Regions from separate parts of the Homo sapiens genome. Here region 1 is linked to region 2. The links are chromatin contacts, found by Hi-C or POLR2A ChIA-PET in ENCODE. All regions are on one chromosome and are shown on one strand. Each heading gives the region's core, a stretch centred on a gene start or an enhancer-like site at or near the end of the contact. The rest is flanking DNA. Distances are from core to core; before and after follow the strand shown.

What was found. Hi-C counts contacts between places; a loop is a spot of excess contacts on that map. ChIA-PET counts read pairs that join two places held with the same protein, here RNA polymerase II (POLR2A). Pooled maps may share reads with other maps.
Region 1: a map of heart left ventricle shows a loop between it and region 2 (2.4-fold over the local background). The contact joins two enhancer-like sites. A Hi-C loop is called at or near these places in 19 of 168 maps with a recorded cell type or tissue (Caco-2, HepG2, K562 and 9 more), 1 of 37 single-sample maps with no recorded cell type and 17 of 50 pooled maps. POLR2A ChIA-PET finds 5 or more read pairs at or near these places in 6 of 52 experiments (HepG2, SK-N-SH, WTC11 and 2 more).

What each region holds. Positions count from the first base shown.
Region 1 is chr13:112,989,240-112,993,529 of GRCh38, reverse strand. The region is part of intron 1 of MCF2L (MCF.2 cell line derived transforming sequence like); the gene reads right to left. Among named protein-coding and RNA genes, the nearest start is that of MCF2L, 22 kb to the right of the region's middle. Within about 2 kb of position 2,594, at least 5 of the 41 ENCODE cell types and tissues checked have a DNase peak (open chromatin) inside an H3K27ac peak, as active enhancers do.
Region 2 is chr13:112,942,044-112,946,407 of GRCh38, reverse strand. It overlaps a transcript of MCF2L not described here. Among named protein-coding and RNA genes, the nearest start is that of MCF2L-AS1, 24 kb to the left of the region's middle. RefSeq lists a silencer at 2,717-2,896. Within about 2 kb of position 2,812, at least 16 of the 41 ENCODE cell types and tissues checked have a DNase peak (open chromatin) inside an H3K27ac peak, as active enhancers do.

The sequences.
Region 1 (4,290 bases), core at 1,345-3,844, 47 kb before region 2:
GGAGCCTCATCCCACGCCTGAACGACTAGGGTGGTCCTAAGCCACTTGTTTCCATGCAGTCCCTCCCGACTGCCACCTGCTCCCTGATTTCCTTGCTGAAAGCTGAGTCTCATTTCACATATCTCCTAAAAGCCCTCCTGGCGGTCTCTGTGGCTAACAGTCAAATTCCTGGACCGGTGTTGACCCCAGAGCCCTCAGGTCGGCCCCTACTGCCCACCAAGCCTCTGCCCAGGAACACCCACCATGTTGTGTGCCCGGCGCTCCCCCGCCACCATGTTCACACGAAGACATCACGTGGCTTCACCGGGGCTGTGCCATCGTGTCTCCATCACCAGATCCTCCCCCAGCCTCTGTCAGTACAGCCTCTCTGTGGCCTCCCCATGCCCCGCGCTACCTCTCCCTCCGCGGCAGCGCGTGGTAATCTCTGGCTTAAAAGCCACCTTACTGCAGAAGCGGGAGCTTCTCAAGGCAGCGAGCCGCTCTCTCCTCACCCCCATGGCCCATGGACTCCTGCCTGATGCCCGCGCACGTTTGGCAGAGACTGAGCCGGGGCTGCCACTGTAAGTATTTTGGGGTTTGCACCAGGGTCTGACCTCAGTGTAGACACCCTTACGAGATGAACACACATTGCAGAGAAATGTTTTCTTTTGTCCTAGCTCAAATATAATGTGAAAGTCAGTGCTTTTAAAGCCAGAACTGAGGTGAACTTTTCAGTGTTCCCGATGTTCTGTAGATTTACAGTATAGGAGACCTAATGCAATAAAAATGATTGGCTACGAAACACCAAGGGGAGAAGGGTAAGTTACGTAAGTGCCAAGTTCCACCTTTCCCCAGCTAGAATATTCAGTGTCCATTTCACAAAAACGAGACTGGGCTGAGAAGCTTCCACATCATTATTCAGTGGGCCCAGCTCACTGCTTCAAACTCAGCTTCCTACAGGCCACGCTTATTTCCCTAATCCACTCCCAAGGAACAGACGTGCAGCCACTGAGGATGAGACGTGGCCACCACAGACGCACGGCGGGAACGTCTGGAGCACCTGGGTGGGTGGTGGCTCTCCCCACAGGAGCACGGCTTCCCCTTCCACTGCCCTCACTGAGATGGGGAAGTCGGGCACATTCCGACTGGGCCTCATGACATCAGGAAGCACGGTCGAGGTTTAGGCAGATTCTTAGGTATACATCCATTGGCTCCCACTAAACATGGCCAAGTATCTCCTACAGGCTGGGTATCCCATATCCAAAATGCTTAAGGCCAGAAATGTTTCGGATTTTGGATTTTTTTCAGAGTTTGGACTATGTGCATATACATAATGAGACATTTGGGACGTGACCCGAGTCTAAACACAAAATTCATTTATGTTTCACGCACACCTCATACACGTAGCTTGAAGGTAATTTTATACACTGTTTTAATTTTGTGCATGAAATAAGTTTTGACTGTGACTGTCGGGTCAGGTGTGGATTTTCCACCTGTGATGTCATGTCAGAGCTCAAAAGTTTCAGGTTTTGGAGCATTTTGGATTTTCTAATTGGGGCACTCAACCTGTAATAAAAAGGGAATACTTGCCTTGTTTAAATAAATATTTTAAATACAGTGAGATCACTAGGGAGGGTAAGACAGGTGCTTTTAACAAGAAATTGTTTTCGTGGGCTGAATCCCACATAGGCCAAGCCCTGTGGAGTCGGCTGTGGTTGAGACCAGAACCAGCCAAATCCTGCCCTGCCAGACATGACTTCCGGTAACTTAACCCGCAGGGAAGGGCTCCTGGCTCTGAGCAAATGACCCCCTTTCCCGGCCAGGGAGCACAGACTGCTGCAGAGCATGAAAATCAGGGTCACAAACAGCAAACGCCAAATACACTCAAAAAAGCAAATTTCAGTTGCATCCTGAGCTGTCATCTTGAGGGTCTGTCTTTATAAAATCATTTGCAAACTTCTGATAGATTTTTGAAATACTTAGCAACTTCTAATAAAATTTCCAATGTTCTAATGAAGTCACACTTTAAAAATCTGCTATTATTTCCTTGTGGAATGAGTACTGTAACTGGATAATGTGTCTGAAAGGTGTTCGTATCCTGAGAGACACCCCCCAAAACACAGTGAATCAGGTCCTCAGAGACACCCCCCAAAACACAGCGAATCAGGTCCTGGGAGATGCCCCCCAAAACACAGCGAATCAGGTCCTGGGAGATGCCCCCCAAAACACAGCAAATCAGGTCCTGGGAGACGCCCCCCAAAACACAGCAAATCAGGTCCCGGGAGATGCCCCCCAAAACACAGCGAATCAGGTCCCACACAACGTGTACAAAGTTAACAGAAGCAGGTGGCAGGCGGCCGGATTTCGCAGAAAGCCTCAGTGAGGGCAGTGCTGTGGCCACACTCAAGTTCAGCTGAGACTGCTTCCTGGAAGGAGAGCTCCTGTCCCGTCCCCTCCTGCAGGCCCCACAGAGCAGCTGGACCCAGGTACAGAGCCCCAGGTGCAGAGCCAGGTGGCGGAGGCCGAGCAGGCTTTCTTTGTTTTTGTCTCTGTGGCAACAATGTACCAGCAAACACCTAGTTTACTGTCACATGGCTGCAGGGTGGTGGCTCAGGGGAGGAGGCAGCGGGTTTTCAGGAGCGCATTCAGCCAGCTGCGCTCTCCTCAAAGCTGATAAGCACGCCAGTTCTCCTTACCCCAGGTCATCCCTGCCCGTTGTTTAGGGAACAGGGACTGATTCTTTGCTTTCCCTGCAGCATTGGGCCTGGCCTGGCCTGGCACAGAGCAGACGCTGGGCACACACTTCCCAAGTAAGTGAAGAAGGACGGGATGAAGAAAAGCACCCCTGGGACCTTTGTCATCTTCTGCTAATTCATTTGTTCTTAGCTCCACACAGAAAGCAGTTTGGTTTTCTGAAAATTCGTGCCTGTACATAGAAGTCGTGGAAAGTCCTCTGAACTGCTCTTGGCAATCATGGAAAGCAAAGGTCTCCTTGCAAGAGCAGACCCCTCCATGTGATTCTGAAGGAAACTGTGCGAGGGTCTCTGCCAGCCACTGCTCCCCGCCTCGGCCACCGGGTGGTTTATTATGTCACACTTCTCAAGGCACCGTATGTGGGATAAGCACTTGCACTGGGTTTGCTTAGCACACTCTTTACTTTGTCCTTGAAAAACAGGCTTCTCTGGGGTGAAGACAAAGTGGTCTCCTGTCCCCGAACTTACCTGACACTGCAGGGTTTGGAACAAATATCCCACGACAGGGCTGGACCTGGTGTAGCCACCACATTCTGTAAGTTCCAGGGGTCTTTAAACATAAGAAAGTGACGAAGGGTGTGGTAGTTCCTGCACTTTCAGGATAGACAAGGTTCCCACAGATCTGAATGGTTTAACACAGGGGTCTGCAAGCCCCGAGCCACAGACCGGTACTGGTCGGGCTGCACAGCAGGAAGTGAGCGGCAGGTGAGTGAACAGGGGGTAAGCAGGAGGTGAGTGGCGGGTGAGTGAGGACTGCCTGAGCTCCGCCTCCTGTCAGATCAGCAGTGGCGTTTGATTCTCCTAGGAGCGAACCTATGGTGAACTGTGCATGCGAGGGATCTAGGCTGTGAGCTCCTTATGAGAATCTAATGCCTGATGATCTGAGGTGAACCGTTTCACCCTGAAACCATCCCTACCCCTGATCTGTGGAAAAGTTATCTTCCATGAAACTGGTCCCCGGTGCCAGAAAGATTGGGGACTGCTGGTTTAAGAGATTGGCAAATTAGAAAAGAAAGCATCACTGAACTCGCATGGAGTCTAAGAGCTCAGGAAGGACTCAGGCGTGGTAGCTCCATCCCCTGCTCAGGGAGGACTCGGGTGTGGTAGCTCCATGTCCTGCTCAGGGAGGACTCGGGTGTGGTAGTTCCATCCCCTGCTCAGGGAGGACTCGGGCGTGGTAGCTCCATGTCCTGCTCAGGGAGGACTCGGGCGTGGTAGCTCCATGTCCTGCTCAGGGAGGACTCCAGTGTGGTAGCTCCATCCCCTGCTCAGGGAGGACTCCGGTGTGGTAGCTCCATCCCCTGCTCAGGGAGGACTCGGGCGTGGTGGCTCCATGTCCTGCTCAGGGAGGACTCGGGCGTGGTAGCTCCATGTCCTGCTCAGGGAGGACTCGGGCGTGGTAGCTCCATCCCCTGCTCAGGGAGGACTCTGGCGTGGTAGCTCCATGTCCTGCTCAGGGAGGACTCGGGCGTGGTAGTTCCATCCCCTGCTCAGGGAGGACTCGGGCGTGGTAGCTCCATGTCCTGCTCAGGGAGGACTCGGGCGTGGTAGCTCCATC
Region 2 (4,364 bases), core at 1,563-4,062:
AAAAATTAAACAAAGCAATACGTTTACCACAAGGTATCTAGCTACTGATTATCTCATGTGGGTCACAACCACATGTGTTTTATTTATTTAGGGATTAAAGTTACTATAGTTTTTTTTTTTTTATCAGAAAGGGAGAAACATTATCTTTAGTCATATGTATTTCTTGGAGGATCTTGGATAGTTTTAGTCAGAATACTTTGGCAGGGTGGCAAAATGATGCTTCCTACATAAATTTTGACATTTCAAATAAAAAGATGATAAAGTGAAAAGTGATTTAAAAATTTTAGCATGAGTTATCAAAAGCTCTAGAATTTCAACAAATACAAATGGAAGAGAGTTTAAAATTTCAAAGACAAATATTCTCAAAACATGATACCCCAGAAGAGCCCGGGCTGGCGTGCTGATGAGCTCAGGTTTCCGGTCTGAACACGCAGCAGCTCCTCACCTGTCTGAAGCCACATGGAAGCCACAGGGACAGTCCCAAAGAGAATAAGAAAATTAGAAGAATAAAGTACACGGCACAAACCCATCTCTCCATGGGCCCCTCCTCATCAATTCACCATCTACATGTTACTTTTGTACATCTATGATGAATGTCAGTGCCAACCCAATTATTGCTTTTGACAACCACACTTACTGAAGGTACAGACTGTGCCAGGCACACTTTATCATTCTCCCACTAGACAGAACCGCCATGATGCAAGATGCCATCCCATTTCGCAGACCAGGGCATGAGGCCATGTGAGCATCCAGGCTTGTCTCCCACTCACTGTGTCTTCCTGCTCAGCAGGGCAGGAACTGCTGCTCAAGGTCAAAAAGGCATCCCAGAAGAATGGTGCCATCACTGCAAAGCAGTGACTACTTTAAACAAATCTCATAAAAAAAGATCCCAAAGATAGTGAATCAAAATCATTTCTTTATATAATAAGCACTTTAAAAAACATTAATAGACTTTATATTTTAGAGCAGTTTTGGGTTTTACAGAAAAATTGGGCAGAAAGTACAGGGAGTCCTCGTATACTCCCCCTCTGCCCCACTTCCTTCCACAGTTATTATAACTTCTTGCATTGGTGGCCCATACATTACAATTTGATACATCATTACTAACTAAAGCATATCGTTTACTTGAGGGTTCATGCTTCCTGTTATGCAGTTTTAGGTCTTGAGAAGTGCATAATGTCATGGATCATGCAGAATAGTTGCACTGCCCTAAAACTCCCCTGTGTGATAAACACTTTTTAAAATCAAAAAGGCAATGGAACATTCTGTATGACACTGCAATGGTAGATATGTATATAGAGCACCAAGACTGAGCCTAAACAGCAGCTCCAGGCAGGACCCCACTCCCTTCAGGGCCCACCCTGCACCATCTTCCTCAAATGTTTTATACAAAAAAAAAAAAAAAATAGTGGTGCCTAATTGGCATTGCATCGATTTTCTTAAGAGCCAGGACTAACACAAAGTGATTTCAAAGCTTCCATTAGGACACCATGAACACTGGGCCCACGGTGGTGGCATCAGGCAGACCTTGCTCCCTTCTGCACAGAGCTTGCAGAGAAAGCCCAGGCAAGTAGGGTGGAGGGCCTTCCCTAAGAGGCTGGCTCTTTCAGAAGTTCAGGTTTGGCCGGGCGCGGTGGCTCACGCCTGTAATCCCAGCACTTTGGGAGGCCGAGGCGGGCGGATCACGAGGTCAGGAGATCGAGACCATCCTGGCTAACACAGTGAAACCCCATCTCTACTAAAAATACAAAAAATTAGCCGTGAGCCGAGGTTGCGCCACTGCACTCCAGCCTGGGCGACAGAGCGAGACTCCGTCTCAAAAAAAAAAAAAAAAAAAAGTTCAGGTTTAGCGGGACAGGACTGACAGATTGACAGCTCTTCTGCGGCTTAGCACTGGTGGTGCATAGCATTCCTGGAACGCATACTAGGAACGCGACCCTTGAGCAGGCGGCATCCCCCAACTCCACAGAGAGACCCAGGTGTTCACCCAGGCCAGATGGAGCAGTAACAACGTCTGTGCTGCCCCGAGACACCAGAGCACACATACGCTGTAGGGATTGGCCCAGTCTGCGAACCCCACTCATGACGGGGCCAGAGCAATGGATTCCCAGTAAATGAGGGTCATGAGCTTGCTCTTCACCCGGGACCCTCCCTTCATGGCCCGGGACCCTCCCCTCACAGCCCAGGACCCTCCTCTCACGGCCCGGGACTCTCCCCTCACAGCCCAGGAGCCTCCCTTCATAGTCCAGGACCCTCCCTTCACGGCCTAGGATCTTCCCCTCCCCTCACGGCCCGGGACCCTTCCCTCATGGTCCGGAACCCTTCCCTCAGCCAAGACGCTCCCCCCACAGCCAGGGACCCTCCCCTCACGGCCTAGGATCCTCCCCTCCCCTCAAGGCCCGGGACCCTCCCCTCACCCGGGACCCTCCCCTCACGGCCCGGGACCCTCTCTGCGCCCCTGGCCCGCAGGGCTCAGCTCCTCAATGCTGGTCTGAGAGGCCCGAGAGCGTCTCCCTCTCAGTTCTCAGTTCTCGGGGCCGCGCTGTCCCCGCTGCCACCGAGATCCCCTCACCCCGCCTACTACGCCTCCCGCCAGGTCCTTCCGGTCCGCCTGAAGTCTGTGGAGGCTTCCAGAAAATGCTCCCAGATCTCCGCCGGCCCGAGCCGAGCCACCGCAGGCTGCTCGGGCTCCCGGCGGTGTGGTCCCTCCAGGAGGGAACTGCGAGCGCTCCCGCCTTCCCCGTCTGTCCCCGGGTAAGGGACTGGCCGGCAGGTCCCGCCCCCCGCGCCTCCTCTGCGCCTGGGCGCCTGCACGGGGCCTCCTCCTTGAAAGGCGCGGAGTCTCGGCTCTGGCTGCGGTGCTGCAGGCGCAGCCTCCCTGGAAGGCACCGCGCCGGGAAGAGCGGCCCGTCTCTCAAAGCCCGGGCCGCCGCGCCCCGGCCCCTGCAACCAAGGCGGCGCCTCTCCCGGGCGCCGGCGCCCTCCGTTGGGCGTTCACGCCTGCGGCGCGGAGCCGGGGACCGGGAGCTGGGAGCCGCCGCCCTCCCCGCGCCTGGGCTCTGCGGCCGGGGGCCCTAGAGCTCGACCGCGACCCCCCAACCACAGCCTCGGGAGTGGGGCGCACAGCGTCGGGACTCAGCACAGGCGCCGCGGGCACAGGCGTGGCCGCCCCACCTGTGCCAGTGGGAAACATGGTGAGGACAGAAGTCCACTGAGGGCTGTCACCTGCGATCCTTTAAGTCACACCTGCTGAGCCCTAGGCTGGATGCTCCTCGCAGCTGTTTCTGACAGCCTTCACCTCAAAGTTTACCAGGTTTTTGCTAGAAATCTCTCAGGCCTCTCTGAGCGCCTTCCTGGCTCTGCATTTCCATTTCTTCCAAATGGCATTCCAAAATGTCCCCATTATCTTCACACACCATATCCTTTGGACACATGTCAATCCTAAATACAGAAGGAAAAATGGAACAGCAGCTCACGAGGGTGCTGTCCCACCTTTCCTGCCCAACAGCACCCTCTGCTGGCATGTGGGGATGGTGCGGAGAAGGACTTAGTAGGACATGGCCACGCCTACCAGGTGGGTGGAGAGAATGTTAAGTCACCCACAATAGGGGAGCAGAACCACATCAAGAGATGTCCCTGCCTGCACCCGCTGCACATTCCTGCAGGCAAAACTTGGTTACCTGCATCTGAACTCATTCACTTCGTTTTACACGTAACTAGACAGAGTTTTTTTACTAATTTAAAACTAGACTAGATTTTCTTAGAATAAATTATTGTGTAAATCAGACAGGTGGACTGTAGGGTCCAGCCCCACAGGGTCAGTGGGTTTTCTCCCCGTGTGTGGAGACGAGAGAGTGTAGAAATAAAGACACAAGACAAAGAGATAAAAGAAAAGACAGCTGGGCCTGGGGGACCACTACCACCAAGACACGGAGACTGGTAGTGGCCCCGAATGCCAGGCTGCACTGATATTTATTGGATACAAGACAAAGGGACAGGGTAAGGAGTGTGAGCCATCTCCAATGATAGGTAAGGTCATGTGGGTCACATGTCTACCAGACAGGGGGCCCTTCCCTGCCTGGCAGCCGAGGCAGAGAGAGGAGAGAGAGAGACAGCTTACGCCATTATTTCTGCTTATCAGAGACTTTTAGTACTTTCACTAATTTGCTACTGCTATCTAAAAGGGAAAGCCAGGTGTACAGGATGGAACATGAAGCGTGACCACTGAAGCACAGCATCACAGGGAGACGGTTAGGCCTCCAGATAACTGCGGGTGGGCCTGACAGACCCTCCACAAGAGGTGGAGGAGTAGAGTCTTCTCTAAAATCCCCCCAGGGAAAAGGAGACTCCCTTTCCCGGTCTGC